Regions from separate parts of the Homo sapiens genome. Here regions 1 and 2 are each linked to region 3. Evidence: read pairs that join two places in POLR2A ChIA-PET (ENCODE). Cell type or tissue: PC-9. All regions are shown on one strand. Links, peaks and the distances in the headings refer to the core of each region. The heading gives the core; the rest is flanking DNA.

The links. ChIA-PET counts read pairs that join two places held together with the same protein. Peaks named below come from ENCODE experiments on the same cell type or tissue, not always from the same donor. Only the 100,000 strongest peaks of a DNase experiment are listed, where the experiment ranks them.
Region 1: POLR2A ChIA-PET joins it to region 3 with 5 read pairs; 1 of 35 experiments calls an interaction of 5 or more read pairs at or near these places.
Region 2: POLR2A ChIA-PET joins it to region 3 with 5 read pairs; 2 of 35 experiments call an interaction of 5 or more read pairs at or near these places.

What each region holds. Positions count from the first base shown.
Region 1 is chr10:125,689,527-125,700,253 of GRCh38, reverse strand. LOC283038 (a long non-coding RNA gene) reads right to left here. Exons shown (of 5, transcript NR_033848.1): 3 at 1,067-1,130. Among named protein-coding and RNA genes, the nearest start is that of TEX36, 12 kb to the right of the region's middle. In PC-9, for the core only: no CTCF peak of the experiment used is centred there; DNase peaks (open chromatin) are centred at 5,253 and 6,743; H3K27ac peaks cover 331 bases.
Region 2 is chr10:125,616,054-125,626,780 of GRCh38, reverse strand. It overlaps a transcript of TEX36 not described here. Among named protein-coding and RNA genes, the nearest start is that of TEX36-AS1, 47 kb to the right of the region's middle. In PC-9, for the core only: no CTCF peak of the experiment used is centred there; no DNase peak of the experiment used is centred there.
Region 3 is chr10:125,226,394-125,237,120 of GRCh38, reverse strand. It overlaps LOC105378541 (a long non-coding RNA gene), which reads right to left and starts at 8,604. Exons shown (of 4, transcript XR_946434.3): 1 at 8,375-8,604; 2 at 6,688-6,794; 3 at 5,132-5,380; 4 at 3,085-3,311. RefSeq lists enhancers at 4,857-6,056, 7,161-7,675, 8,514-9,713. In PC-9, for the core only: no CTCF peak of the experiment used is centred there; a DNase peak (open chromatin) is centred at 5,450; H3K27ac peaks cover 1,922 bases.

The DNA of each region.
Region 1 (10,727 bases), core at 2,238-7,237, 460 kb before region 3:
GTCATATATGTGCAGCAAAGTAGGATGATTAAGAGCAGGGCCTCTGGGCAGCTGCCTGAGATGGAGGCCTTACCACGTGAGTATCTCTGTTTCCTTTTCTGCAAAATGCAGATCCTCACAGGTAGCGCTACTGCATCATGGCATTGATAGGAGGATTAAATGAGCACATATGTAAGTGTGCAAAGCATGCCTGGCAGGTCGTAAGCACTGTATCAGTGTTAACTGTACCTCTAAAGTAAAATAGCACTGAAAGGATTGCAGTGAGAGGTAGCATTCTCTTGCAGTATTCCTCCAGCCCCCGAGTATCACTTCCTGGTGCTAAGCACTCACAACCCCTCTCCACCCCTGCTCCTGACAGTCACCACCATAACTTTAAATAGTATTCTTACACAGCTATTTTTTAACCACTTTAACTATTTTAAGTGTCCAATTCACTAACATTAAGTACATCTACAATGTCATGCAATCATCACCACTATCCATCTCCAGAATGCTTTCATCTTCATAAACAGAAACTCAGTCCCCATTAACCAATAACTCACCATTCCCCTTTGTCCCCAGGGCCTGGTAACCACTACTCTACTTTTTGTCGCTATAAATTTGCCTATTTTAGGTATCTCATGTAAGTGGAATCGTATGATATTTGTCCTTTTGAGACTGGGTTATTTCACTTAGCATAATGTCCTCGAGTTTCATCCACGTTGTACAGAATTTCATTCCTTTTTAAGATTGAATAATATTCTATTGTTTTTATATGTAACATTTTGTTTCTCTTCATCTGTCGATGGACATTTAGTTTTCTTCTGCCTGTGGCTACTGTGAATGATGCTGCTATGAACATAGGTGTACAAACATCTATTCAAGTCCTTGTTTTCAGTTCTGGGCAGCTATTTTTTGATGTGTCTGTTCTTACATTATCTTTTTACTTCTAGGCACGGTAAATTAGATAGACAAGGACTTAAGCATAATCAACTCCCTGCCTTTCTACATACACTCCCAGTCCCCACTCCCACATAGCTTTGGTTAAAAAAACAGTGTTTTCTCTATCGAATGTAAGTTCTCTTACCTTCCCTGGGATGGAAGGGACGAGGAAGGAGATGGTGTTCCTGGAATCCAGGGAGAACTGGAGCCTGGGAAGAAGCAGAGGGAAGCGGAGATGACGAGCAAGACTGCACCGGATGCCAGAGCCTGAAGGAAGCAGGGAAGAAAGATGCTGGCCTTCCTCTCCTTTCTCTGCTCCATCTCTTATAGCTCAAACCAGCTTGAAAGCCAGAGGGCAAAGCAGCCCAGGCCATGCATCCGCAGGGCCCAGGAAGATGAGAATGGACCAAGGAAGGAGGCCAAATGGAGCCCACCTGCACCCTTTTCTTCCTGAACTGTCCTCTCCATCGCCAACTCCCTGCCAGTACCCATGGCCCCTGCTGCCAGCAGGAGGACACCTTCCCTGAGAGCAGCCTCACTGTGCACATGGACCTGGCAGGGAGGCTCACACACACCCACACTCAGAACGAGCACAGAAGCTTCTCCCAAGGCCAGATAGAAATGGCTTTTGGATTACCCGCCATTTGGGCAGATTATCTGCACCACTGCTTCCGTCCATTACTGAGGAGAGCCTGGAGGTATCTGGACTGTCCTTGGTGTTCTGGGATGACCTTGTGGAGAGCTGATTACAGTCTGTGTGCGGAAAAAGAAGACGTCTGCCTGCCATTCTTTTCCTCACACTGGTTCAGCGACGTTTGATCTCTGGCCTGTGGCTGGAACCCATATTAAAGAGCCTGTCATTGCTTGTGATTTTTCTTGGAAGACCAGAATTCAGATTGGAGCAAGGCTTTCCATCAGAGCTGTAGAGAATCCATATTTGCCTTTGAGCCTTCCCGGCTTCAATTTAGTACTTGAGACCCCTTCTCCATAGCACTCCTCTTCACCCTCATCCCAGCTACGTGCCCCCTGGCTGTGCTCCCCCACCCCCAAGCCATTAGAAGGGCAGCTACCAACACAGCTGTAGGTGTCTGAGCAGAAAAGAAAATGAGAGCGAGAGGCAGCCTCCAAGGAGGTCAGGACATGCAAGAGTCGGTGGATACGCCAGTAATGGGAATTCGGGGTCTTCCTGGTGGGCTCCTTGGATTTGCACAGAGAACATGTGCCTCTGCCATAGCCTCCTCTCATGTCTCAAAGCCCTGACTCCAGGACTCACTTCCAGAGCCTCCAAGCTGTACCGCTCCCCTAGCTCTAGTCCTACCCATTTCTGATGTCCTGGGCCCTTTTCTCCTTTCTTCAACCACCACTGCATTCCCACATAGGCACTATCGTTTATAGATGAGAAGCTGATGCATGAAAAGGTTAAATAACTTGCCCAGTATGGCACGTCTAATAAGCGGCAGTACTAGGGTGCAAAACCAGGCTGGCTACCTCCAAAGCTTGTGCTCTTACCTGAGGGTAACTCTGCCTCCGGGGCCATTCCTCGATGGGTTCCCAGGGCTTTGGCTACTTGCTTCCTTGCTTGCTTTCCTTCTTTTTCTTTCCTTTCTTTCTTTCTTTCTTTCTTTCTTTCTTTCTTTCTTTCTTTCTTTCTTTCTTTCTTTCTCTTTCTTTTTCTTTCTTTCTTTCTTTCTTTCTTTCTTTCTTTCTTTCTTTTTCTTTTCTTTTCTTTCCTTCCTTCCTTCCTTCTTCTTTCTTGCTTTCTTCTTTCTTTCACTTTTCTTTCTCTCTTTCTCTTTCTCTTTCTCTCTTTTCTCTTTTTTTTCCTTCCTCCCTTCCTTCCTTCCCTCCCTCCCTCTCTCCCTCCTTCCTTCCTTCCTTCCCTCCTTCTTTTTCTTTCCTTCTTTCTTTCCCTTCCTTCCCTTCTTTTCCTTCCTTCCCCTTCCTCCCTTCCTCCCTCCCTCCCTTCCTCCTTTCTTTTTTGAGTCTCCTTCTGTTGCCCAGGCTGGAGTGCAGTGGCGTGATCTTGGCTCACTGCAACTTCCACTTCCCAGGTTCAAATGATTCTTGTGCCTCAGCCTCCCGAGTAGCTGGGATTACAGACGTGCACCACTACACCTGGATAATTTTTGTATTTTTAGTAGAGACGGGGTTTCGCCATGTTGGCCAGGCTGGTCTTGAGCTCCTGGCCTCATGTGATCCGCCCACTTCGGCCTCCCAAAATGCTGAGATTACAGGTGTGAGCCACTGCACCTGGCCTGTTGTTTGCTTTCTAAGTGTTGGGAAATATTCCTGCTGTCTAAAGAAATAGTGAGGCATTAGCATTCAGGTGAGTTTTGTTTTCAAGTATGACTTATTATATAATAATAACAAATTATTCTGAATGTGCTTTTTAAACATTGTTTTACTGCACTGGAGATTGGGTTAAAACAGAGGTTAGCAATTTTTTCAGACCGAAGAGTCCAAGTGCACTGAAATCCAGAAAACATGGTCAACAAAGTTGCCAGATGAGAATGCTGATTTTTAACAGAAAAATAAACAATTGCATATGAATGATACTGATATGGGGATGATTAAGGGAATATACTGAATATGGAACCTATCAATTTTATTCTATGAAATTGAATTGGTGGGGCCTTTGCCTTTTGCTTTTTCAAAGTTTTCATAACTTCCTTACCATGCCTGTCAGACCCTAAAGGGAGTGACTGGGCCCTGTGGGTAACAGAGGAGCTGGTCTTGTCAACAAAAAGGAAACTACACTCAGGACAAGAAGGGGTCGCTTGGTCCCTGAGGTGTGCATCTGGTCTGTCTGTGCCAGGTGGAGGGAAAGCTGAAATTATAGGATGAGCGGTGGGGCTGTCGTGAAGGCCCCAGGATTTTCCAAAAGAAGTCCTTTCCCAGGAGGAACAATGGTGCTTTGCAGGTGACATCAAACCCAAAGTGGGTGGGCTGGGGTTGGAGGGTCCACAGGGACCAGGGAATTGGAATTCCCCCTCTCCTTTCCCCACCCACATTGGGGCTCAGCTTCCCACCTGCTCTCCTGGAGACAGTCAATACCAGGAGACCCTGTCTTGCAGAGGCTAAGCATGGTAGAGGACTGAGACATGCTCAGCATTGGTGGACAGCAGGGGATGGGTCAGAAACATGGGTCAGGGAGAGACATGTGGTCCTGGGCTTTGGAGGCTTTAGCCTGGACTCTGGTAGGAGTCTCTGATCCTGGGAGAGCAGAGCCTGTTTTTTTCTTTCCCTCTACCCTCCAGTGGCCCCATCTCTCTCTTTCCCACTGGAAAGAAACTTGTCTAGTATGGCACATCTCCATAGCGTCCTCTCACACTCAGCCTGGGAGGCCAAGTCTTCTTTCTTTCCTAGCTTCTCCCTCAATCTTCATTCCCTCTTAACAGCAAGAAGGAAACTTTATTGGTTGATGTGCAGAAAGGTTCAGAGGTACTGCCGGGTTCAGGTGCAGGTTCAGCTGGAGTTGCCAGAACCCAAGACCCCTCAGCTCCTCCCACAGCCTTCTCCAAGAGTTGGCCTCATTCTCGAGGCATGGGCGTGGGAAGGTGGCAGCAGAAATGCCAGCCCATGTGCTTTTAGATTCAAATCTGTCAGGAAAGATTGAGATTCTCTGCCCAAATAAGAGTCTAGAACGGAGTTTAATTCGCTCTGATTTGGGTCATGTACCCACGGCAGAAGCAAACATTACTGCCAGGGGAATGGGCTGCTCTGATTGGCTGGTATTGGAGCAAGGGCAGAATCAACTCCACTTAAGCCATATGGAATGACAATCAGGAGAGATGGAGAGACAGCTATTGTTGGAAAAAGAGGGATGCTGGATGCTGGAGAGGCAAGCCCCAAATGGCCTCCATGCACCCAGTTCCTCCTGCCTCCGAGTCCCCCATGACTGCCCTGTAAATTCAGATCTGGCCCCTGTGACCCAACCCTGGTCTGGATCACTTGGCCAGTGCCCTTGGCACCTGCCTTAACCCCTTAGGTAAGAATCTGTCAGGCTGTCTATTTACTGTAAAAATTAGCACTGGATACTAAAGAAATCATGCCAAAAGCTTTCAATAATGGAGAAGATTTATATGTAACACACACACACACAATTTATTTCTTTTGAGTCTGATTCCTGAGGGTGGAAGCTTTGAAAATTTCACGACTGTGTTTAGAGGAACCCATAAAGACACTTTAGCTGGTCATGGCCTTCCTGCTTAAAGATCTTATCAGGAATTTTACTGGAACTTGGAGGTTTATTATTACTCATTGTTTGACTGTAAGGCTTCCCTCTTAAGAGTCTGGGGTGAGGCCAAGCACCATGTCTCAGCATTCTTTAAGCTTTCTATGATTTCACATTCCATAGTGCAAGGCTTATTAAAGTGGATTCCATAGGAGCTGACAGGAAAGCTTCTCTGCCTGCCACAGGGTGGAATGACAGTGCTTCTGTGGAAATGTGGATGCGTTCCTCGGTCAGGATTTGAACCCTTGAATAGGGATCACCTATTATGCACTGTGGTATTTTAAGCACCTGACACAATTTGGAGGATTGCCGGTGGAACACGTTTTTGGAACACATGCAAATTTATGATTTGACCGTCAGCCAGTCTGGTCGTCTCTATTCTTTGCAGACCACCTCTAGTTCTCTGGGTTTTGTAGCTTAATTTATACAGCCTTCCAATTGTCTGGGTCTTGAATTGCCGCAAGACATTGATCATACATTACTTGGTTTGCCATACCTTCTTTTTAAAAAATCGTCAAATTTTGTTTCTGACCACAATACAAATATGTTCCTTATGGAAATTTGGAAACGCTCAATGAAGAAAAAAGAAATAAATAATTCTAAATATTTGTGTAATCTGCAGTTTTCCCATAATATGTGGATATATATTTACAAAAAGGATTATTCTATTTATGTATTTACTTTTCTTTTTAATTCTGCAGTTTTAGTTACTCAAGGTCAATTGTGGTCCAAAAATATTACAGTATTTTGACAGAGAGAGAAAAAACACATTCATGTAATTTTTACTATGGTATATTGTTATAGTTGTTCCATGTTATTATTAGTTGTTTTTAATATCTTACTGTGTCTAATTTATAAGTTAAACTTTATCATATGTATGTATAGAATGTATAGTACGTATGTATAGAAAAGAAAGTAGTATAAACAGATGTTCCTCGACTTACAATGGGGTTACATCTAGATAAAGTTATTGTAAATTTAACATATCTTAGGTTGAACACCATCGTACGTCCAGGAGCCTGCTGTCTGGGTATCACTTTTGCACCACTGAAAAGTTGAAAACTCACAAGCGGAATCATTCTATGTTGGGATCGTCTGTACCACGCGCGGTTTTAGGCATCCACTGGGGTCTTGGAGCATTTCTCCCTTGGATAAGGGGAGGACTACTATAAATTGTTTCAATTTTTTTCCCTAACAAATGCTGTAATGAGCATACTTAGGGATAAATCTTTGTGTGAATACTTGGGTATTTTCTTGGGGTAAATTCTCAGGAGTAGAATTGCTGGATCATAAGATATGGATATTTGTAAGGCTTTTTGGGAGCCACTGCTACCCAATTACTTTTTGCTGCCAATAGTAATTTCTTAATTCTTTGTCCTAATGCCAGGCCTGGCAGCTCCAGTGAACAGTGCCTAAAGTGAGAGCCAACCTCTGTAGGTGAGACTTCCTGCTACAGCGGCTCTTTGTTCTTTACAGACGAACTGGTCTTTCAGGGTCTATTCCTTCCCACTGCTTCTCATTCAAATGTCTCCTTACATTGGGGTGAATGCAATCTCCAATTTGAGACAGTGCCTATTCAAGAAGGCAGTGCGTCTGTCACTCAATTACTCAGCTTTCGATCTCGTGGGTTTTCTACTGGACAATCCCTGAAGGAGGGCCTGTAGGTAAGGACTTCCCTACGTGAGAGCAAGACCTTCTCTCCAAAGGCCAGTGTTAGTAAGGGCCCTGGCATTCAGAACTACGTATTCCAACCACACAGGTTAATTTGTCTAGACAATGGCTTGGTCTCTAGAAATGGCCATAAGGATTTTCCTGGGAAGTGAGCTGAGGTGTTTCAGCAAAGCAGCTTTTTAAAATTGAGGGCCAATCATTTATTATGGCCTTTTCAGATGCCAGCAACAATTGGCCAAAGTAGGAGATGCTTGCCGGAATGTCCCTGGGCCGGCCACGCAAAAGTCATAGTTATTCTGGCCAATGGGAGTGATTGCTAATTTGCTCTCAGGGCCCTAACTGGCTGATGGTACAATTACGTGCCTACTATTTTAAGGCTGCGTTTCTAGCCCCAGCCTGGCAGGCTTTCTTGAGACATCTGGCAACAATGATCAAAATGCCTCTTTTTTAAAGGAGGCTCACAATCGATTCATCTATGGACTCACAAGGACAGGCTCATTTAGTAAAGCCAACATGTTTCAAAGAAAAGTATATTTTCATTAACTAGCCTCAAAGCAGTAATTATATGTTCAGAGAACACAGTAAAAATTTATTTCTAAATATTTGGTGGTGAAAGGTTGAAGGCAGTGTGTGTGTGTGTGTGTGTGTGTGTGTCCAACATGTTGCATGTGTTTTAAATAAACCCAGCATCTTCCCCTCAAAAAGGAAGCAGGAAATACAATCGTAGACTTTGAAATTTAATTTTTAGCAACAGGATGTGTTTCTAAATACCACTAACATATCAAAAGGAGAATGTGTAGTTAAAAGCTTTAAAATTGTTATCAAAGCAATTGCAAAGCAAATGAGGTACCTTTCTTCTTCTTTTTTTTTCCCCAAGGATGGTGGTGTCTGAACATTGAAAACCAAATCTCCACTGAGGATCAAAAGCAATGGTGGTGTCTTTTTGCGTGAGATGCAGCTGAACTTGGATGCTCTCCCTGATCTGATTCACAGTTTATAATCACAGTTATCACAGAACCATTAAAAGCCTATTAACTTGAATTCCCACAATTCCTTGAGGGCAAGGGCAGAGAGAGAGCAAAATAACTTTGAATATAAATGTAACACAACATTCGAAGGGAGAGAATCTCTTTTAATTATGCCAGTGAAGGAAGATGTCTTATGGATGCATCTCCCCTAGCAGATGGCTGATGAAAGAATACACATGAAGTCTTAGGATGCTCGGGATGTTATGAAAATGAATTCTCTGCAAAGAGACTTTTAAAGCATAGGGAAGAGTGTGCAGACCTCTTCCTGGGAGGAGGAAGCGTAGAGGACTTGCTAAAATGTGTGGCTGCTGGTTGGGTTGGCTGGATGGACACTGTACCGTGGCGAAACAAATCAGCCTGAAAAGAAGCCTCAGCCACATTCTGTGGAAGCAAGAGCCCAGTGAATATTTGGGCTATTGTCATGTGAGAAATTTGATTTCATGTTTTTCCACCCTTCAGTGACTTCGCTGACATTTCCCCTAACAATGCTATTATGTGCTGTACCAGTAAGACAGTGTCGTCAATAAGCTGTCTTGTGACTTCAGATAAAATGGAATGTTCTTATCTCACCGCAGAACAATTAGACACATCAAATTACTTAAAAAAATCATACAGTAGTGAGCTGTGTGCATACCAATGACAGACTCTGTCCCCAAATCTCTGGGCCCAGCACGGTGGCATCAACACCTCCACATTGGGATGCTGGCGCTAAATAGTCCCCACATGTACTTGCACGCCTGGAGGCTGGACTTGACCTTGCCGTGCTGTTTGTAAAGGAATATTGGAATCACCTGGGGAGGGAAGGCACACATACACGCACACACAGTCTCTCTCTCTCAGTCTCTCTCGCTCTGCTGTCTGAAATAACTAATTCCAATCAATCCACCCTCACCTTAAATGCGTTCTTCCTGCATGAATTACCCACATTCACTGCCCAGCTTGATCTCGTTTCCGCAATGGATAAAGCAAATGACTCAGTCCAGAGGGAGTGGGTTATTGACTAAGTGCTTAATTAGGCGCACAGCTCTTATGTGGTCGTTCTTGTACAGTCAAAACGACTGGACCGTGGCATGGCAAAACCGTGAATTTGGTTTACTCTCATGTGCCTGGGCCACAGTTGAATCAATGGGGCAGCAATCTAAATTAAACATTAAGACAGCCACACCGCAACATGTTTATGTAACTCTGCAAAGAAACAGCGTGTGTCTCAGGATCCTCCAGGGTAAAACATTATCCACTTCCCTACTTGCATATCAGGCACACAGGAAGGTGGGTATGGTACAGTCTAGAAAGGTTTTGAGCTCCTGAGGGAAAACCTTCTAGGTAAACACAATGCAAACTGACTCTTTTGGTCCCTGACTTTGGCTTCTGAATCTTTAAAAGTTTAGCAGTACAGTAACCGCTGTCCAATTAAAGGTAGCAGGTTGAGAAAAGGCTTCAGCGCTTATCTGCAGGTGCAAGGTCAAATGTGCCCAAGGGGCACTGGCAATCCGTTGTCCTTCCCTTAGAAGAACTGAGGTGGTATTGACCTAGACACAGCCCAGGTGCCTCTCCCGATTCTATAAGGAGACGCTTCTCAAACTTTAATGAGAGCATGAATCACCTGGAGGATCTTGTTAAAGCACAGATTGTGATTTAGTAGGTCTGGCTGGGGCCTGAGATCCTGCATTTCTAATAGATTCCCAGGTGATATTGATGCTGCTAGTCCCAGGTCCACAACTGGAGCAGGGAGGTCCTTGAAGGAGGGTTCCCTTACCTTACAGCCAAAGCAAACATGAGGGGGGTAGGAAAAGAAAAAGACAGCTGATGGTTTGGTGACAAGATGCACTGAAGCCAGAGTGGAGGCTGATGGCCACAAAGAACCAGCCAGTCATCCCTGGAGTGAAGGGAAGTGTCTAGACGGGCTTTGATGGCAGCCCTATCAGCTCTCCGTTACGGTATCGTTTACTCAGCTGAGTGTGCAGAAGGCAACATGGTAAGGCTCAATGTGGTGTACATTTCCCGTTCGCCTTTCCAAGGCACACCCCATTGGCAAAAATGCCCTGGAATGTGAACAAAGAGCAAGATCAAGAAAGGACACATTGTATTGGTGGCCATCCACACGATTAACTGAGTTGATGAACCCTAGATCCCTGTAGAGTTGGAGAAAGTGAAGCCTAAAGCCAGCACTCAGCCCAAGTCTGCCTTTTATGACTTTGTCTTATTATTATCTTTGTAACAAGGCTCTTTTATGAGCTTGTGATTTCCTGCCAAGTTGATGAGATCTCCATTATGTTTTATAGTACAAAATAAGAGGATAAGAGAGGTTTTTAAAAGGCCTGCAGATCTCTTCTTCATTTAGGAACCCTGCCTGCCCTAATTCTGTCCCTGTGTGGGGTAGAGATCAACTTTCTGTCATGTTCTAAGACACTGTTCGTTTTCCCTTCAGCTGAAAAATAGATATTTATTTTGCCATTTTGCTTCACGATTCTAGAGGCTGGCATTTTCCATTTTAGTGCTCTTCATTTTGAACCACACATGTAATTACTGCTGTCTTTTAGTCTGTGTTTTCGGAGGACTAGCCCGTTCAAACTGCGAGAGGACAAAAGCAGCTGTCTTTCCAGGGAGTGAAAACAATAGCATAAAGTCTTCATGTAAACCTCAACAAACATTGAAACACAGAAGTGGAAATAGGAATAAAACTCCCAACAAGTAGAGAAACAGAAATCCAACTAAATATTTCCGCCTTTCTCGGAATTTAGAGAAAGAACAAATACGCTCAACACATCTGCTATATTCTAGTGTGAGTCTTATTTCTAAGGTGCTTTTTTTCAGAAGGCCAAAGCTCCCAGCTGATTTTATTGTTGTTGTCGCCCATCACCTGCATCTCTGCC
Region 2 (10,727 bases), core at 1,873-6,872, 390 kb before region 3:
GACTGTAGTGTTCGGTGTTGGATTTAGTGCTCTCCTGGATCCCATTGCTTCCAGCTGCTGGTTCCGAGTTCCCACCTCCCCAGAAAGCCCTCCCTGATTGCCCTCCTTCTCCCCACTTCATGGCCTCTGTGTCTGCTCCATCATGGCTTTAATGCCTGGGAGAATTCTCTGGTTTGACATCAGCCTTGTGCAGTTGACTGTGAGCTCTCCAGGGGAAGGAAAGGTCTTTTTCTTCATTATATCTTCACTTCTGTGTGGAGCAAGCATTCACGATGTCTGTTGGATGAGGAGTAAATGAATGAATGCACAGACAAAGAAAGGAAATGAGATAACATGCATGAAAGTGCTCTGTAAACAGCACAGCACCACAGCAGGCACATGAGCGTTAATGACTATTCTGTCAACATTGGCCAGTCCTGATGCCAGGCCCAGGATATAGGGGGCACTCAGCACCCTCTGTGGAAAGTGAAGGCAGGAAGGCTGAATGGGGAGCCGACTGTTGCAGGTTGGGTCCCCAGCAAGCCGAGTCTGAGGTGGAGTTCAGTGTGCAGGTTGTTTACCAGGGAGGGCTCGTGGGACCGAACTTGTAGAAGGGAGGAGGAGGGAGCAGGACTGGGCAGCGGCAGAAAAGTGGCTTCTTGGCTGACCCCAGGGGTGCTCTGAGCTAGAATGGCCCTTCAGAGTTGTCCTGAGTTGGGCTAAGATGGCCTGACCTTTATCACCTGCACTGGTCTGTAACCTTGGGTGAGGTCGTTCTCTGCAGCCGTGGTCCCTGAAGGTGTCTACGAGAGCAGGTGATGGGTAATGCCTCCTTCATGGCAGGGGGCGGTCTGGGCGGCACACCTCGGTGTCCACTATACCAACTCCGACAGAACCCATGACCAGAGGGAGCGTGCTCAGAGTTGAGGAAATCCTTCACCTGTAGCAGCGGTGGCATCGCTTGGAGAAACATAGCCCGGTAGATACACAGAAAGTATTTGCCACGAAAGTGGCTCTGCACTGGGTCAGGTGCCAAGACTGAAGAGTCCAGGGCTGCGCCTCTGGGGTGTTGGCAACGTTCTGTTCCTTGCTCTCTGTGAGAGGTTGCATCTAGTTGAACACGTATGACATATTTATGGTTCTATATCTATGTTATGTAAATTACATCTCAATAAAGTTGTTAAAATTAGTTTATTTATAACAACTGTGTCATGTTTCACCTTCCAGTCTGCCTCTTATTTCTCCTTTTGAAAGAGAACATGTCACTGAGGTTTTACTACACACAATTCTGCCAACCCCCAGATGGAAACTAACATTTTTAGACTAAACTATGAACTGATCCAGAACATCAAAATAACCTTTGGATCAAATCTGACTTTTACCTTCAATTTGGGCAACTCTCTGTCTTCTACTCAAACCCTTTAATGGCCTTCCATGTCACACTGCACACCCACAAAGTAAAATTTGTGGATTTGGTGGGGGGTGCTAAACTATTTTCAGTTCCTGTCACCAAAGTTTAATTGAACATTTACTTTGTGCTGGGCCTGGAATTGGGCTCTGGGCTTAGACCCAGGGCTGAATAAGGCAGTCCTGCCCAGGAGGGGCTCATGTCTGGTGGGAGATTAGGATGCACGCATATCGTCTGCGTGTCCTGAGAAAAGCTGAGTGATGGCTGAGCCAGGGGCCACCTGGAGTACTGGGGAGGTGCAAGAGTCAGCACGGACTTTCTGGAAGAGGTGTTGCCCTTGCCAGATCTGGAGAGATTGCCATCTCAATTGTCTGGCATGTCTCCTGGAAACTTTGTTTTGCTTGTATTTGTTCTCCAGAGGCCAAGGTCACCCTGGCCTCCTCTGCAGTTTTGGCTCCTGTGTTGACGGCTCTTGCCTTTGGACATCTGTGCCCGCCTTTGTGCCCCTTCCTTATCTCTTTATGCAAAAAGATGGCTTGTTCTTAGGTGGCTGTGCTTGCTTGCGGAAAGGACAGTCACTTTCCCTGGGATCTGCCCCCGAGCCCCCTCTCACAAAACCCTCTGTGCCATTTCCCCAAGTGCGCTGGACAACACTCCTTTAAAATTCATACAGTTTCTGTTTCTGCTGCTGCTTTCAGGCCTTTTTTTTTTTTTCTGTAGAATTATACATCTCATGAGTATTTGGTCATCTTGAGGAAGGGTCATTCCCCACCTCCAATGAAGATGAGCTCACCAGAACAAGCTTGGTGGGGAGTGTATGGAGACCTCTGGGGCTGTATGGCACCTCTGACTGGCTATGACCAGCCCCACCAGTCATGACCCATTGCAACTCTTCCTCAGGACCCTCTGATCTGTTTTGCAGGACAGGGTTGAGAATCAAATCCTTTGGTCTGATTCAGAGCCCAAACAGGCTCAGGACTGGAGGACATGAGGATGTCTGCCCCTGGGTTTCCCCACTTTCTTCTCTGGTCTCTGACTACCCCCAACACTCAACCTGTGTGGAGCCGCACCTGCCCCGAGCTCAGAGAAAGAATCCTGTCAAAATTCACATGAGCATCGGTGTCTCTCACTGTCATTTGGGAAGTTCTTAGGGGGATAGTGAATGGCAGGGAGGTCTTGGGAGAAGATCAAGAGATTCAACAGCCAGAATGTGTTTTGCTTCCACAAACACTAAGATTAACTTGCCTTTCTGAGCCTGTAACAATTCACAACTGGGAGAAGGGATTCAGGACTGCAGTTTGTCCAGCTTAGAATCAAAAAGTTACTGCAGATAAATCTGAAAGCAGAGACATAGAGAATTAATGATATCAAGAGGGAAAAATTATCAACATCTTAGAAAACCTCCCAACCTGTCCACACGGGTTAATCCCACTAACGCTCACACGTGTGTCCACTCTGAGGTGAGGATAAGATGATCCCTGTTACTATGTCCCATGCCCTCTTTCCAGAGCTAAAACAAAGAGGCGACTGATTATTTATAGATTCAAACTGCATAGACAGCCATTCAAAATAATTTATGTCCAATCCTTTCTTTAATGTGTTATTAAATCCCTGGGTACATATTTGCTGATACAACATTCACAGTGAGACTTCGAAGAGCCAGAATGCCTTCGAATAAAGTGCCTTTCTCACACTTACAGAGTCTCTTCAGACCTACCCATCAGTCCCGTACAGGGCCTCGCACCTTCCTGTCTTGGGGCTGTGCAGGGTTTGGTTGATCAGGGACTAACAGGAGACTTTTTTTTTTTTTTTTTCATTTGGAAACCAGTCAATCCTGGGGATATTTCCGAGTCAGTTTCATGTTACACATATTACTAAACAGTCATGAGCTAATGCAGAAAGACAAATCTCTCCCAGTGTTTCTGTGCTAAATGTGATGGTTATGAACACGAGGTATCAATTTGATTGGATTGAAGGATGCCTAGATGGCCAGTAAACGATTGTTTCTGGGTGTGTCTTGGAGGGTGTTGCCAGAGGAGATTGACATTTGAGTTGGTGGACTAGGAGAGGAGGACCTACCCTCAATGTGGGTGGGCAGTATCCCATCAGCTGCCAGAGCAGCAGTGAGCTCATGCTCATGGAATTCACTATTCTTACCATGTTCTCCACCATCCTGAAGCAGCTGGATTGATAGAACAGTGGAATGGCCTTACAACACCAACTAGGTGATGATACTTTGCAGGGTTGGGGCAAAGTTCTCCAGAAGGCTGTGTATACTCTGAATCAGCCTCCAATATATGGTACTCTTTCTCCCATAGCCAAGATTCACAGGTCCAGGAATCAAGGGATGAAAGTGGAAGTGGCACCACTCACCATCACCTCTAGTGATCCACTAGCAGAATTTTTGCTTCCTGTTACTGTGACACTATGTTCTGCAAGCCTAGAGGTCTTAGCTCCAGAGGGAGGAATGCTGTCACCAGGAGACGCAACAATGATTCCATTGAACTGGAAGTTAACACTGCCACCTGGCCACTCTGGGCTCCTCCTGCCTCTAAGTCAACAGGTTAAGAAGAGAGTTCCAGTGTTGGTTGGGGTGATTGACCTGGACTATCAAGATGAAATCGACTACTACTCCTCGATGAAGGTAAGGAAGAGTATGTGTGGAGCACATGAGATCCCTCTGGGCGTCTCTTAGTACTACCATGCCCTGGGATTAAGGTCAATGGCTCTACGACCATACCACACTGAATCCATCCCATCTCGTCTGATCTTGGAAGCTAAGGCCAATGGGAAACTACAGCCTAATCCAGGCAGGAACAAATGACCCAGACTTTCAGGAATGAAGGATCACAGTACCAGGTGAAAAATCATGATCAGCCAAGGTACTTGCTGAAGGCAAAGGGAGTACAGAATGCGTAGAAGAAGGTAGTCATCAATAACAGCTATGACCACGTGACCAGTTGTAGAAATGAAGACTGTAATTGTCATGAGTATTTACTCCTTATTTTGTTAAAAATATGTTTGTGCATGTATACACCTGTACTAAGGAAATATCTTCATTTTATTTCTTTTCTTTTTCCTTTATCATGTAACATAAAATTTATTGACTTCATATCAGCATTTAAGCGTTGTTTGTCTTAGCATTTAGGTTAAGGATTAGTGTGCTTCTTGTTGTACGAAGGATAGCTGTATTATGTTAGGCATAATTACGACCTTATTATTGTCTTTATGTGGAGATTAAGTATGATTTCAGGACATGTGTATGGGTGCCCAGTTGACAATGGGTAGACTTGTGATGGTTAATATTAGGTGTCAACTTGATTGGATTGAAGAATGGCTACATGGGTGGTAGAGTATTGTTTCTTGGTGTGTTTGTGAGGGTGTTGCCAGAGGAGATTGGCATTTGAGTCAGTGGACTGGGAGAGGAAGACCCGCCCTCAATGTGGGTGACAGCATCCCATCTGCTGCCAGTGCGGCTAGAACGAAGCAGGTGGAGGGAGTTGGGATGATCTGGCTTCCTGGGTCTTCTGGCTTCCTTCTTTTTCCATGATGGGTGCTTCCTCCCACTCCTCCTGTCCTTGGACATCATACTCCAGATTCTTCAGCCTTTGGACTCTGGGACTTGAACCAGTGGCTTCTGGGGGGCTCTTGGGCCTTTGGCCACAGATGGAAGGCTACACTGTTGGCTTCCCTGGGTTTGAGGCTTTCAGACTTGAACTGAGCTACTGCTGGCTTTTCTCTTTCCCAGTTTGCAGATGGCCTATCGTGGGACTTCTCTTTGTGATCATGTGAGTCAATTCTCCCTAAAAAACTCCATTTTATACATACATATATCCTATTAGTTCTGTCTCTCTGGAGAGCCCTGACTAATATAAGTGGAAAAGGCAATATCAAAAATTACACACTGGGAAGATACACACCACACCAGCACATGAAAACATGTCACTAATCATTAGGGACATGCACATCAAAAGCAAAATGAGATATCAGCTCTCATCTGTCAGGATGACTACTATTAAAAAAAAAACAGAAAATGCCAAGTGTTGGTGAGGATGTGGAGAAATTGGAGCCCCTGTGCTCTGCTGGTGGGAATGTAAAATGGTGTGACTGCTTAACACACGATGGCTCCTCAAAGAACGAAAAATCGAATTACCACATGACTCAGCAATTCCGCTCCTGGGTATATATCCAAAATATTCTTTGGATAGCTATTCTATATACTCAGAGTGTATATATCCCCAAATAATATTTTGAATATATACCCAGAAGATACTTGCAGGTATTTGGGGATACTGTATCTGTATACCCATTTTTATAGCAACACAATTCACTACAGCCAAAACATAGAAATAAGTGTCCATTGATGGATGAATGAACACACAAAATGTGGTCTATCCATACAATGGAATATTATTTAGCTTTAAAAAAGGAAGGAAATTCTGACACATGCTACAACATGGATAAATCTTGAGGATATTATATTAAATAAAATAAACCAGCCACAAAAACACACATGCTATATGATTCTACTTAATTGAGGTTCCCAGAGTAGTCAAATTCACAGAGATGGAAACTGGAATGGTGGTTGCCAGGTTCTGGGGGAGGGAGGTCTGAGGAGTTACGGTTTAATGGGTACAGATTTTCAATTTTGCAAGATGAAAATGTTCTGGAGATGGGTTGCATAGCAATGTAAATAAGCTTAACACTACTGAAGTATATATTTAAAAATAGTTAAGCTGACACATTTTATCTTATGTGCATTTTACCACAATTAAAAAAAATTGACTTGTGATTGCCTTCTGGCAGCAACTGTCACTGGCTCCAGCTAGTGTTCTGGCCTGGGGTGTGTTGTGAGTCCTTGACTGTATCTTCCTGATCCCTGTTTGCCATGGTCTGACAAATCAATGCTCAACACATCTTCACTGAATGTCAGAGGGAAAGAGGGAGACAGAGAGAAAGGGAAGAAGGAATGAACAGAAAACTCACAAAAGATAAATTACAAATGGACAGTAGCCAAATGAGGAAATGTTCAGCTTCACTAGTAATCAAAGAAAAGGCCATTAAAGCAACAATGAGTTTCCATTTCTCTTGACAAAATGAGCGAAGATTTTTATTATTATAATTTAAAACCTAGTGCTCGCAAGGATTTGTTGAGATGGGTAACTTCAGACAGTGCTTGTACATTTCTGGAAGGAATGTAGTAGTATATCTCAGCAGCCCTGTAAATGTTCATAGCTTTTGACCCAAGTAGGACAAATCCTAGGGGACTGACAAGATACTCAGACAAAGATTTAGGGGCAAAGATGCATGTTACAGAGTTACTTAAAACAGCTCAAAGAGCAAAGCTAAATACCTGGCAAAATAGAGAATGCTTAGGTACAAGATGCAACATTATGTAGCTACTAATAAATCATATTTTACAAGAATATTTAATGATGTGAAAAATTTTTACAATGATACATGCACCTAGGTGATATATAGATGTATATATATATATGCACACATATATATATATATTTATAAATAAATAGTAAAAAATGGTCGGGCGAGGTGGCTCACGCCTGTAATCCCAGCACTTTGGGAGGCGGAGGCAGGTGGATCATGAGGTAAGGAGTTCAAGACCAGCCTGGCCAATATGGTGAAACCCCGTCTCTACTAAAAGTACAAAAATTAGCTGGGCATGGTGGTGTGCGCCTGTAATCCCAGATACTCGGGAGGCTGAGGCAGGAGAATTGCTTGAACCTGGACCCGGGAGGCGGAGGTTGCAGCGAGCCAAGACAGCGCCACTGCACTCCAGCGTGGGCTACAGAGCGAGACTCCGTCTCAAAAACAAACAAACAAACAAAAAACAAATTACTTCACCATCTGAGCTTTCAAAAAGTGCTTGGAGACACAAAATGATGAGGCATAGTCCGTGTTCTCAAGGAGCAGACGGCATGGTGGTGGAGACCTCTACTATGAGGAGAGGGGAATGTGGGTGGTGGTGTTGGGGCAGGGACCAGGGATGGAGCCCTGCAGAGGTGGTGCCTGCACGGCTTTGAAGGATTTGCACCCTTGCCTCTGCTTCCCCTGAACTTGGTGGTGGTGCCTCCTGTTGATTTTGTTCTTTCCCGCCATTGCTTGCCTTCAGTGCTCTGTTTCTGTGATAGGTTTACAGTGCTTTAGGGTTTATTTTCTCCACGATCTGTCTTGGTGCAACTCAACCAATAACGGATATTCTCCAAGGCTTTATTTTTATTTTTATTTTTTTATTTTTATTTTTTTGAGATGGAGTCTCGCACTTTCACCCAGGCTGGAGTGCAGTGACGCGATCTCGGCTCACTGCAAGCTCCACCTCCCGGGTTCATGCCATTCTCCTGCCTCAGCCTCCCAAGTAGCTGAGACTACAGGCACCCGACACCACTCTGGGCTAATTTTTTGTATTTTTTTTTTTTTTTTTTTTTTTTTTTTTAGTAGAGACGGGGTTTCACCGTGTTAGCCAGGATGGTCTCGATCTCCTGACCTAGTGATCCACCTGCCTCGGCCTCCCAAAGTGCTAGGATTACAGGCGTGAGCCACCGCGCCTGGCCAAGGCTTATCTCTTTAACACCGTCACTGCAGCAGGCTTGGGAGTCAGTGTTTAAGTATCCCTTGGCTTGCATCTATTCTGACAAAGATAACCTTTCTTGGAGATCAAGGTCTGGAGGGTGGGCAGGACCTGCACTAGCTGAAGGCCATGGTATCAGGAACCTAGGCTGTGGAGCTGGGAGGCAGGCACCTCCATTAGGAAGTGGGAAAATGTGACCCCTGACCCCCGAGCAGCCTAACTGAGAGGCACCCCCCAGCAGGGGCAGACTGACACCTCACACAGCCGGGTACTCCAACAGACCTGCAGCTGAGGGTCCTGTCTGTTAGAAGGAAAACTAACAAACAGAAAGGACATCCACACCAAAAACCCATCTGAACATCACCATCATCAAAGACCAAAAGTAGATAAAACCACACAGATGGGGAAAAAACAGAGCAGAAAAACTGGAAACTCTAAAAAGCAGAGCGCCTCTCCTCCTCCAAAGGAACGCAGTTCCTCACCAGCAACGGAACAAAGCTGGATGGAGAATGACTTTGATGAGCTGAGAGAAGAAGGCTTCAGACGATCAAATTACTCCGAGCTACGGGAGGAAATTCAAACCAAAGGCAAAGAAGTTGAAAACTTTGAAAAAAATTTAGAAGAATGTATAACTAGAATAACCAATACAGAGAAGTGCTTAAAGGAGCTGATGGAGCTGAAAACCAAGGTTCGAGAACTACGTGAAGAATGCAGAAGCCTCAGGAGCCGATGCGATCAACTGGAAGAAAGGGTATCAGCGATGGAAGATGAAATGAATGAAATGAAGTGAGAAGGGAAGTTTAGAGAAAAAAGAATAAAAAGAAACGAGCAAAGCCTCCAAGAAATATGGGACTATGTGAAAAGACCAAATCTACATCTGATTGGTGTACCTGAAAGTGACAGGGAGAATGGAACCAAGTTGGAAAACACTCTGCAGGATATTATCCAGGAGAACTTCCCCAATCTAGCAAGGCAGGCCAACATTCAGATTCAGGAAATACAGAGAACGCCACAAAGATAATCCTCGAGAAGAGCAACTCCAAGACACATAATTGTCAGATTCACCAAAGTTGAAATGAAGGAAAAAATGTTAAGGGCAGCCAGAGAGAAAGGTCAGGTTACCCTCAAAGGGAAGCCCATCAGACTAACAGCAGATCTCTGGGCAGAAACTCTACAAGCCAGAAGAGAGTTGGGGCCAATATTCAACATTCTTAAAGAAAAGAATTTTCAACCCAGAATTTCATATCCAGCCAAACTAAGCTTCATAAGTGAAAGAGAAATAAAATACTTTACAGACAAGCAAATGCTGAGAGATTTTGTCACCACCAGGCCTGCCCTAAAAGAGCTCCTGAAGGAAGCGCTAAGCATGGAAAGGAACAACTGGTACCAGCCACTGCAAAATCATGCCAAAATGTAAAGACCATCAAGACCACGAAGAAACTGCATCAACAGACGAGCAAAATAACCAGCTAACATCATAATGACAGGATCAAATTCATACATAACAATATTAACTTTAAATGTAAATGGACTAAATGCTCCAATTAAAAGACACAGACTGGCAAATTGGATAAAGAGTCAAGACCCATCAGTGTGCTGTATTCAGGAAACCCATCTCACGTGCAGAGACACACATAGGCTCAAAATAAAAGGATGGAGGAAGATCTACCAAGCAAATGGAAAACAAAAAAAAGGCAGGGGTTGCAATCCTAGTCTCTGATAAAACAGACTTTAAACCAACAAAGATCAAAAGAGACAAAGAAGGCCATTACTTAATGGCAAAGGGATCAATTCAACAAGAAGAGCTAACTATCCTAAATACATATGCACCCAATACAAGAGCACCCAGATTCATAAAGCAAGTCCTTAGAGACCTACAAAGAGACTTAGACTCCCACACATTAATAATGGGAGACTTTAACACCCCACTGTCAACATTAGACAGATCAACGAGACAGAAAGTCAACAAGGATACCCAGGAATTGAACTCAGCTCTGCACCAAGTGGACCTAATAGACATCTACAGAACTCTCCACCCCAAATCAACAGAATATACATTTTTTTCAGCACCACACCACACCTATTCCAAAATTGACCACATACTTGGAAGTAAAGCTCTCCTCAGCAAATGTAAAAGAACAGAAATTATAACAAACTGTCTCTCAGACCACAGTGCAATCAAACTAGAACTCAGGATTAAGAATCTCACTCAAAACCGCTCAACTACATGGAAACTGAACAACCTGCTCCTGAATGACTACTGGGTACATAACGAAATGAAGGCAGAAATAAAGATGTTCTTTGAAACCAACGAGAACAAAGACACAACATACCAGAATCTCTGGGATGCATTCAAAGCAGTGTGTAGAGGGAAATTTATAGCACTAAATGCCCACAAGAGAAAGCAGGAAAGATCCAAAATTGACACCCTAACATCACAATTAAAAGAACTAGAAAAGCAAGAGCAAACACATTCAAAAGCTAGCAGAAGGCAAGAAATAACTAAAATCAGAGCAGAACTGAAGGAAATAGAGACACAAAAAAACCATTCAAAAAATTAATGAATCCAGGAGCTGGTTTTTTGAAAGGATCAACAAAATTGATAGACCACTAGCAAGACTAAAAAAGAAAAAAAGAGAGAAGAATCAAATAGACTCAATAAAAAATGGTAAAGGGGATATCATCACCGATCCTACAGAAATACAAACTACCATCAGAGAATACTACAAACACCTCTACGCAAATAAACTAGAA
Region 3 (10,727 bases), core at 2,593-7,592:
AACACCTAAACGTGAAAAACATCACATACTGGGTTCACTTCCTTTCACTTCCCTTCTTTCCATGATTCTGACTGTCTATGTTCTGGTTTACCTAAGTAGCCCCAATCTCCAATTTTGTTTCCCTAGCCCTGCAAGATTATAAAAATTCGACTGGCTTCTCTGCCTCTTAGCAAGGACCTTTTACCAGACTTTTCAGCCTCTTGTCACAAGCAAACGTCAATAAATCACCCCAAAGTAAAAGCAGCATATAGAATGTTGAGCTAAACTCAACGGCGCCTTCACACTCCAAGATGTTTGTCTCTCAAATCTTGGCTATCATGGCAGATCTGCAATGCTTTCAAACAGATGTTTTTGGTTTGGGATTTTTATCTAATTTTGTATGGATTTTCTAGTTGTTCTCAGTGGGACCGTTGGTCTAATATAAGCTTCTCTGTCATACACAAAAGGCAAAAATCTCATTAAGTTTTATTTCAGCATGGAATTCAGGATCCAAACAACATAACCCCAACTATTCTTACTAATTTTACCTCCTGCCTTCTCCCTACGTGGGCTATGGACTTTGCTTTTTCTCCTCTCAGCATTCGCTCCTACTGTTTCTTTACCAGAAATGTCATCGCCTGCCAATCCCACCTGTCATTTTCCAAGACTCATCAAAAATATCACTTTTTCTGTGACTCCTGTCTTCATCCTACCTGCAGAATGTGATCCTTTCCCTCCCTGACCACCCAGCACTGATCTGCCACTGCCTTGTCTTTGAGACATTGTGTTCCTGTCCTGTAACACTAAGCTTGGACTTAGATCATTCACATAGGCTTGAGGGCAACATTACCTCATTCAGATCTATGAATCAACTTGAAATTTAATATATCTGTAGTAGTCAGGAATCTTGGATTTAAGGGGCAGAAACTTAAATCAAATTGGCTTAAGCAAAACAGAAAGGAATATAATGGCTCGAATAACTGAAAACTCCAGATATAGCTCTACTTCAGGCACACCTGGATCCAAGAGCTCAAATTATATCTATAAAAACCTGTATTTCTATATCTTTCTGTTTTGCTTTCTCTCATGTTGACTTTATTCTCTAAAAACACTTCCCAAACAGAGCAGCACTCCCCAGCAAGGGTTTCCGAGCTGCACCACGCCATAGCCTCCCAATCATTAACATCAGAGGAAAAGAAAGAACACTTTCCAGCAAGTGCTCAAGCAAAAGTTCTGAGATGCATTCTGATTGGATGAACTTGATCACATGCCCATCCTAGATCAATCACAGTGATCAGGGAGATGATATACTTTACTTGCATGTCCCAGGTGAGGTTGGATTATCAACGCCATTCAAACCAGGAGGATTAAGAATGGAGAAATGGTGTTCTTCTGAGAAAATTTAGGGACCTATTATCAGAAAACAGTGATGGCTGCATGCTGACAAGGCAGAAACCACATTCTTTCATTGGGGTGACAGCCTATCAGGAAGGATATTATCTAATCCATTTCATGAATTACTCCTGGAGACCCAGCTGTTCTAATGAATTGAAAAAACAACAGCCTTGTGGCTCACTTTCCAATGCTGGCATCCCACAGAATTCCACCCAACGCAAATCTGATACTCTGCAATCTGTCTTACTGATAAAGCTTCTGAAACCTTCTGTGACCATGATTCCTTTCACAATGCAACTACACCAGCTCTTTGCAACAACCACTTTTCCTACTCTTCTTCTGAATTCATTACCCTACCTTGACTGAATCACCCTCAACAGATGAAGAATCTTGGCTGTCAGTTCCTCCCTAGTGAGGATTACCTGTGGTTTGGGGAGGAGTTGGCAGCTTCCTCCCCAGGGAGCTGTTCCCTTTGTCACTTATGGTTTCTGCTCCTGGGGTGGGGGCTGATGCCAACACTCACCGATGGGAAAGAGGCTCAGTTACTGCCCTCCAAGGTGTTGGTGACCCTGCCTCTTCTGCAGGCTGCTAGTTTCTTTCCGGAGTGATATCCAGCAGCCAGCCTACTGTAGACAACACAGTTTCAGCCCTTCTTGCTGAGAAGATGTTCTACTTGAATGCTGCAACAAGTGCAGCAGATGTCTTAAAGTACTCTGCATGTTTTGCCAGGGAAAATGCTATTTTTAAGAGGAATAGACGGTCATGTCAATGTGCATAACCTTTGATACAGCACCCCTGTTTCTAAGAATTTATCTTAAGGAAATTATTATAGACACACAAAGATACATGCAGAAGGATGTTCACTGAAGCACTGTTCTTAATAGCAAAAAGTTTAAAAAGGAAAGGGCCTAAATTTTCATCAATATCAAAAAGACCACAGAAATGGTGATCTCAGCTGAGTCATGGGCCCTTTTGCAACCATTGAAAACCATGTGCTTAGGCTGGGCATGGTGGTTCATGCCTGGAATCCCAGCACTTTGGGAGGCCGAGGTGGGCGGATCACTTGAGGTCAGAAGTTCGAAACCAGCCTGGCCAACATGGTGAAACCCTATCTCTACTAAAAATACAAAAATTAGACGGGCTTGGTGCTGGGTTTCTGTAATCTCAGCTACTCAGGAGGCTGAAGAAGGAGAATTGCTTGAACCTGGCAGGCTGAGGTTGCAGTGAGCCGAGATCGCACCACTGCATTCCAGCCTGGGTGACAGAGCAAGACTCCATCTCAAAAAAAAAAAAAAAAAAAAAGCTAAAATATTCACTAACTTGGAAAAAGTGGTATAAAGTGTTCAAAGTACAGTAAGAGAGAAAAAAGGCTAAAAATTAGTATATCCAGCTTATATTTTTTAAAAAGATTAATCTTGATGTACAAATTCACCTAGAAGCAGTTCTAAGAAGATACACACCAAAACACTAGCTGCGGTTATTGCTGGGTAGTATAATAACAGTTGATTTTTGGCTTTTGTGTATGAAGAACCATCATCTCATTTCCTTCTGAGTGAGATGGGAAAACTTCTACACCCTTCCAAATAGCCTCATCCACATCAGCATCAGACCACAAACACAACATCTGTTTTAAAGAAATTTGCTTCTGTTAACTGGGCTCCAAAGAACAATTGCAATTTTTTTAAAGCATGAGTATTAGCCCCGAACATGGTTTTATTGGTGGCAAAAAAAAAATTTTTTTAATGCTATAATGCTGGGAAGGGACCAACTTTCAAGACCAGAAGCAGGCTTCTGAGGCCAAGAGTCCCAGCTTGAACATAAAAGCCAGAGACAGGCCTCCCGTTGGGCTGGTATTTGAGGCAGCTCCTCTTCAACTGCTGGGCTGCTGGGAGATTTCTCTCCCATTTCCGAAACTCTGAAATGATGTTCCATTATCTCTATAATACATTTTCAAAGGACAAAATACGTGACAAAGATGAGGCTCCAAAGGTCCCTTCCAAACCCAAGGTCTGCTCAGAGATGGTGCAAATCGAACAGAAAGTTTGGCCAGAAAACAAAAGGAGGTGAAGAAGGAATCCGGGTCTTCAGGTGGCTTTATGCTGTAACCCACAGGTGATAAAGGCACCAGGCAAAGATTTTGTTCGCATTTAAATATGTGATTTTCGCTCTCCCTGGATCCCTTTATTGTTTGTTTTTCCTGCTTCTTGCTACATCTTAAATTTGAACATTATTTTAAGCAAAGTTGTTGTATGTTAATTTACTTTACCAAATACACAACCATCTCCAGGGCTGACATGATAGATGGAAACTGCAGTGGCTATTGGCCCCAAAGGCAGTCATTTGTGTTTTGAAATTCCTTAATTATATATGTACACAGCGCCTCTAATAGCCCCTGCAGAGGCACCAGGCCCGGCCGGAGTCCCTAAACACTGTCACACAAGCAGGAATAAAAACTTACAAAGGAAGAGTTTTAAATCAGTGGTGGGAATAAATCATGTTTTTAAAAATCTGTAATGTCAAATATAAGACATTCTAATCACCACATCTATAATTACAAAGCAGAGTAAATCACTAAAAAAATTAAGTGTCCTCAATATGATAAAGAAGAATAATTAACTTCTAACGCAAAGCTGGCATCCTGATGCTGGATGACTCAGGCTAACCCTTAGGAAGTAAGGATGACAAAGGAAATCAACTTTCAAAGCAGTGAGGAGACTGCCGATGGCTTCAGGAGGGGCTTGTGTCTTACTATTATACACAGCAAGACAAACAAATGAGCCACTGAAATGATCACGCATATGCAAGGGCCTCTGTGTAAATACCCAAACTTTGAAAATAAAAAAGCCTTTCTGTTTTACAGTGTACACGCTTGATGAAGAAGTAGCATGTACGTCTCTTTGCATGCACAAAGCATTTCCACAGAGCGCTATTGGTGTGGGCTCATGAAGCCCAGAGGCCCAGCTGGGCATACAGCATCATCCAAATTTTACAGAAGAGGAAACCAAAACTCAGTTGGTGCCTGGTCTATGGCTCCATGGTCAGAAGTAACAGAGCTAGGACCAGAAATCCAGTCCTCTGAGCTGTTATCCTGCAGTGCAAGGGCCTTCAATGCAAAGGATAGAAAAGAAGCCATGTGGAGGTCACCTGCGCCATGGGGCATTGGCCCAGGTAGGATGCAGGCAGGGAGGCCCACAGGGCTGGCACCAGAAACACTGGCCAGCCACCACTGGAATGGCCCAGTGAGAAGAAGCGGACACCATCTGGAGCCCAAGTCCCTACTCCTGCTGGTGGTCCCAACTCTCTTCTAGGGAGATGGCAGCAGCAACCTGGAAACAGATCCCAGGCTTGCCATTGTCCCCTAGGACACCTTGGGCAGCATGCTTAATGTTTCTACAAACAATAGTGTCCCCTTCTTGGCAGGCAGGCTAATACCTGCCCTGTGTAATTCACAGGATTGTTGTGAGGATAAAAACGAGGAAATTCACGCCTAGCACGTAAGCCAAGAGGAACTGCTGGTTTCATCGGAAGAGAAATGGCAAGTAATGAATTAAGCATATGAAAGTGCCTGTGAACTGTGAAGTGTTCACACATATGAGGGCTGTTATTATTATTCCTCTAACAAACAGTATTGAGAAGACAGCACAGCACTGGACTAGGTTCTCTAGGGGATGCCAAGTGTTGGGTGAGATGAATTCCCCATCCTTAGGGAGCTTGGGCTCTAGAAAAGCTTCAAAAAATTAAATGAAAATGGCCTTACCCACGTGAGAGTCAACAGCGGCAGAAACCGCAACCCCAAGCTCTTTGTGAGGGCTACAGGAAAATATCTGAAAGGGCTTCGGAAGCGCAGGGAGAGGTCCCAAGAGCTGAGGGTTTTTGCAAGGAGGCAGCACCTCAGAGGTCATCCAGGGTCTCAAGGGTGGTCCAGGAACCAGCAGCATCAGCAGCGCCCGGAGCAGGCCAGCCGTGCAGAATGTCAGGCCCCGCCTCAGACCTGCTGAGTCAGAATCTGCAACGTAACCAGATCCATGGTGATTCATGTCCACATTCCAGCTTGAGAAGCCCTGGGCTAGTGGATCCCAATTGCTTGAATTCCAGACTGGCTGACCCACCCAGCCTGGTGGAGGAGCTGCCCTGGGAAATCCACCCCACTCGACAGCCTCCCCATGAGGCCCCTGCCCGGAAGGGCTCAGCAACTCTGAAGCAGCCGCTCTGCCATGTGGGGTTCTATCCTATGCATTTGATTCAAGGCTTATATCTGAAGGCTCCATTCTCTGGCCACAGCATCTTAATATTAATAGGCCTCTCCCTAGCAGCAGTTACAGGGACCTCTGCAACCCTGGCTTCAGCTCCTTCAGAGGCTGAATGCCCGGTCATTGCACGGGGGTTTCCCATGGTCTCCCAAAGTAAGTTTTGTATCAGCTACATGGCTTATATGCTAAGTCAGACCAACCCAAACACACCCTTCAGGTTTGGTGAGCAACCACCCGGCTGTTCTTGCATGATGCAGTAACCAGCAGAAACGCCATTTTATCTATGGGCAGGAGGACCCTGCCACTCCAACAGTCAGTGACCCATTCAAAACCTGCACTCTTTAGTGACAGAGCTGGGGCTGCGATCCTGGTGACTGCTGCCCATCAGCACCCTCTGCCTCCCTTTGCTTCATAGTAAGATGTAACGTCTACCACAGCACGGTGAGAGGGTGGAGCGCCTTCTGTCCACATGGGCTCCGGCAGCCTGGCAGCTATGGCTGGGATGTCTAGGAGCAGCCTGCAGGGAAAATGGGCTCCAAGAACATGCTTTGAAATAACTAAAGGGGGCCAGGCATGGTGGCTCACACCTGTATTTGGGAGGCCGAGGTGGGTGGATCGCCTGAGGTCAGGAGTTTGAGACCACCCTGGCCAACATGGTGAAAACCCGTCTCTACTAAAAATACAAAAATTAGCTGGGCATGGTGGCAGGCACCTGTAATCCCAGCTACCCAGGAGGTTGAGGCAGGAGAATCGCTTGAACCCAGGAGGCAGAAGTTGCAGTGAGCTGAGATCATGCCACTGCACTCCAGGCTGAGCAACAGAGTGAGACCCTGTCTCAAAAAACATTTTTAAAAATAAAATAACTAAAGTGACCACGATTAGACCTCACACCCATGAGGATGGCTGTTATTTAAAAAGAAGAAAAAGAGAAAGAAAACAGCCAGTGTTGAGAAGGATGTGGAGAAACTGGAACCCATGTGCATTGTTGATGCGAATGTAAAATGGAACAGCTGCTGTGGAAATCAGAATGGCAGTTCCTCAAAAAAAATAAACATGGAATTACCATATGATCCAGCAACTCCACTTCTGGCTATAGACTCAAGGAAACTGAAAACAGTCTTGAAGAGGCATTTGTACACCCATGTTCACAGCAGTATTATTCACAATAGCCTAAAGATGGAAACAACCCAGACATCCACATGTGGATGAATGGATAAAGAAAATGAGGTACATACATACAGTAGAATAGTATTCAGCCATAAAAAGGGAGGAAATTCTAGCACATGCTACAACATGGATGAACCTGGAGGGCATTATACTAAGTGGAATAAGCCCATTACAAAAGGACAAATACTGCATGATTCCATTTATATGAGGTCTCTAGAGCAGTCAAATTCATAAAGACAGGACATAGAATGGTGATTGGCTGGGCTGGGAGCAGGAGGGAATGAGAAGTGAGGGTTTAATGGGGACAGAGTTTCCGCTTTGCAAGATGAAAAGGGTTCTGGAGATGGATGATGGTGATGGTTGCTGCGAATACACTTAGTACTACTGAACCACACGCTTTAAAATGATTAAAATGGTCAAATGTTAGGTTTTGTAAATTTTTTAAGACTTCATGCAATTTTTTAAAATCTGAAAAATGGTGTTCAGAGTCTCACTTGTCATCCTGTCCACATGTGCTTTGAGCCAACAGCAGCAGGTAAGAAGTGTCCATGCTGTGTGGAAGACAGTCAACTGATTTAGGAGTTGGGAAAGTTCAAGTCCAGACTCATCTCCCTTTGATGCCTCCATGAATTTGGATGAGACCACCTGCCTGCCTTTTGGAGCCTCATTTCAATTGCAGCCGAAAGCATTTGACAATCCCTATTGTCCCTGCCAGATTTCCAGTATCTGATGCTTCTCCCCAGAGCTCAGTGGTTCCCGCATTAGTTTGCACGGAAAGCTTGTTACATATTCAGATTCCTGGGTCCCAATCCCAGAGATACCGATTCAATCAGGGTCTGGAAATCTGCCATGCAACAAGCAGCCCAGGTGATTCTGACGCAAGGATTCCTCAGAACACCTTAGGAAACACTGCAGTGGGTCACTCCTGGGCTGTTTTACTGTTATTGTACAGTTTGCTGGGGGGAAAAAAATGCAGCCATTTACTAGCTGTTTGACCTTAGGTAAGTTACCAAATCTCTCTGTTCCCCTAGTTTCTTATTTTGCAAATGGGAATTACAACAGCACTGATTTCATAGATTTGTTGTGAGACTTCAATAAAATAAGTAAGTTCAAGGAAATAAAGTGCTTGGAACACTGTCATAGGGTGAGTCCCATGAAACAGACTGGGAGACTCTGAGATTTGCAGGCAGGAGGCTTACTTGGAGTGCCCTCGGGGGTCGGTGCCTATATGAGCTGGGGGTTGGACTGTAGAGGAACCTGAACAGTGATAAAATTGCTACAATGGTCTCAGATGAGCCCCTGTGAAGGTCTGGGGCTCTGATGATCCTTCAGCCAAACTGAGGTCTTTCTGCCTCTCCACTTATGGCCCAGTCATTGGGTGCAGCTACAGCTGGGGAGTCCTGGGAAATTTTCAGACAGGAGTGAGCTGGGAGCCTCAGCTGGCAATTTCCCTGGCTTGCTGTTAAGGGTCTCTGGGCAGCACCTCCCAGCATCCACTACCCTGTGCCTGCAGGTAGCGGGCACTGAGGAGACACCCATGCCTCCCCTGACTCCCCACTGCTTCCCACTGCCCGCGACGTCACCTTCCTGTGCACGTTACCCCACTGCTTCCCACTGCCCGCGATGACACCTTCCTGTGCACGTTACCCCTTCCTGTGCACGTTACCCCTTCCTGTGCACGTTACCCCACTGCTTCCCACTGCCCGCGACGTCACCTTCCTGTGCACGTTACCCCACTGCTTCCCACTGCCCGCGATGACACCTTCCTGTGCACGTTACCCCTTCCTGTGCACGTTACCCCTTCCTGTGCACGTTACCCCACTGTTTCCCACTGCCCGCGACGTCACTTTCCTGTGCACGTTACCCCTTCCTGTGCACGTTACCCCACTGCTTCCCACTGCCCGGGACGTCACCTTCCTGTGCACGTTACCCCTTCCTGTGCACGTCACCCCACTGCTTCCCACTGCCCGCGACGTCACCTTCCTGTGCACGTTACCCCTTCCTGTGCACGTCACCCCACTGCTTCCCACTGCCCGCGACGTCACCTTCCTGTGCACGTTACCCCTTCCTGTGCACGTCACCCCACTGCTTCCCACTGCCCGGGACGTCACCTTCCTGTGCACGTTACCCCTTCCTGTGCACGTTACCCCACTGCTTCCCACTGCCCGCGACGTCACCTTCCTGTGCACGTTACCCCTTCCTGTGCACGTCACCCCACTGCTTCCCACTGCCCGCGACGTCACCTTCCTGTGCACGTTACCCCTTCCTGTGCACGTCACCCCACTGCTTCCCACTGCCCGGGACGTCACCTTCCTGTGCACGTTACCCCTTCCTGTGCACGTTACCCCTTCCTGTGCACGTTACCCCACTGCTTCCCACTGCCCAGGACGTAACCTTTCTGTGCACGTTACCCCTTCCTGTGCACGTTACCCCACTGCTTGCGGTGACCTGGAGAGAGAAAGAAAGATGACCCCTTCCTGAGGCCCGTTAGTGCAGACACACCTCAGAGTCCTGAGCAGGTCAAGGCCTGCCCCCAGGAGGTGAACCTGTTGTCCCTACCTGGTGACGGATGGCTACGGCCTTAGCGTGCATACGGCCAGGTGTTCACTCCCTGCTGAACTCACTCAGTCCTCTTCCCACTTCCTCGCTGCAGTTATTCCCCGTCGTACACAAGAGAACACTGTGGCTTCGAGAGGGCCAGGGCCTTGGCCAAGCCCACAAAGGTCGAACATGGTGGAACTGCAATTTAAGCTCAGGGAGTCTGGGCCTCAGGGACGTGAGTTTAACCACAGGAGCCTACAGGGTATGTGTGGATTGGAGTGGATGTTGGTGTGGAGACAAGAAGAGGAGGTGGGACCCCCCACCGCCCCCCGGGGCCATCCTCCTGAGAGCTGGGGCTGCCCCCAGGGTTTGCTCTGCAGACACACCTGGGAGGCATCAGCACGTTATGCTTTCTCGCCAAAGAACTTAAAATGGAGACCTGGCTTCCGCTGAGTTTCCTCTCTGCCCCATTTCCCGGGGTAGCCCAGGACATCACCTCCCTCTCTGGCCTCAGCAGCAGTGAGGGTCACACAGCATGGTCTCTCTGGCAGCGTCCCCAGGCCAGCGTCAAGAAGTGGCAGTGCCTCCAAGACAAAGCCCACAAAGGACTGTGCCCAGGACTCTGCCCCATCAGCACGGCTCCCTTACCAGCCCTCAGCCAGCCTGTGCTGCGGACTCCGGCGCCCAAGAAAAGCCGAAGGCTCCCTTGGGCCTGCCAGGGCTCACCTCCAGTTCTGGGCCGCCGGATTCCTGCCCCGCCTTTGCTCAGCGCCTGACCCCTGACCCTTACAGACCACCATCCGCAGTTTCCCTTCCACCTTACAATGATGGGGCGCCCTGGGCCAGGGCTACCGCACCTCACCCCGCCCCATCCAGACTCCCAGAAGGCATGGCCCCAGGACCCACTGGGCCAGGAGAAGTAGCTGGGTACACAGCATTTAGGAGCAAGATCCAAGTTTGCTCTGATCCAAAAAGTCCAAAAAATAACTTCCAGGTTACTTGTCAATCTACTCCTCTGGTGTGGGATTTGCTTTCTGCCAGCATCTTTCCATTCCCAGAACCTGGGAGAAAACACTGACCTCTTTAGGAAGTTGGGCTCTCCCCTCACCACTGCCACCCAACTTTACAACCTTGGCCAACATCTCTGGTTGCTGCTGCTGAGAGAGGTCAAGGCCAAGGTCATACTCTAGTTGGTACATAAGCCAAGATCCACTTGAGGCCCGACTTCAGAGTGGACATTTCCCACCTTGAGTGTGCGCTGACCTTTCTAGAATGCAAGGCGGTGCAGGTAGGGCCTGTGCCTGTTGCTCTTCCACTCCCTCACATGCCCCTTGCCTAGCCGGCCAAGGAGGCTGTGCAGCCCGAGGCTCTCAAAGGCCTCTACCAAGGCCTTCT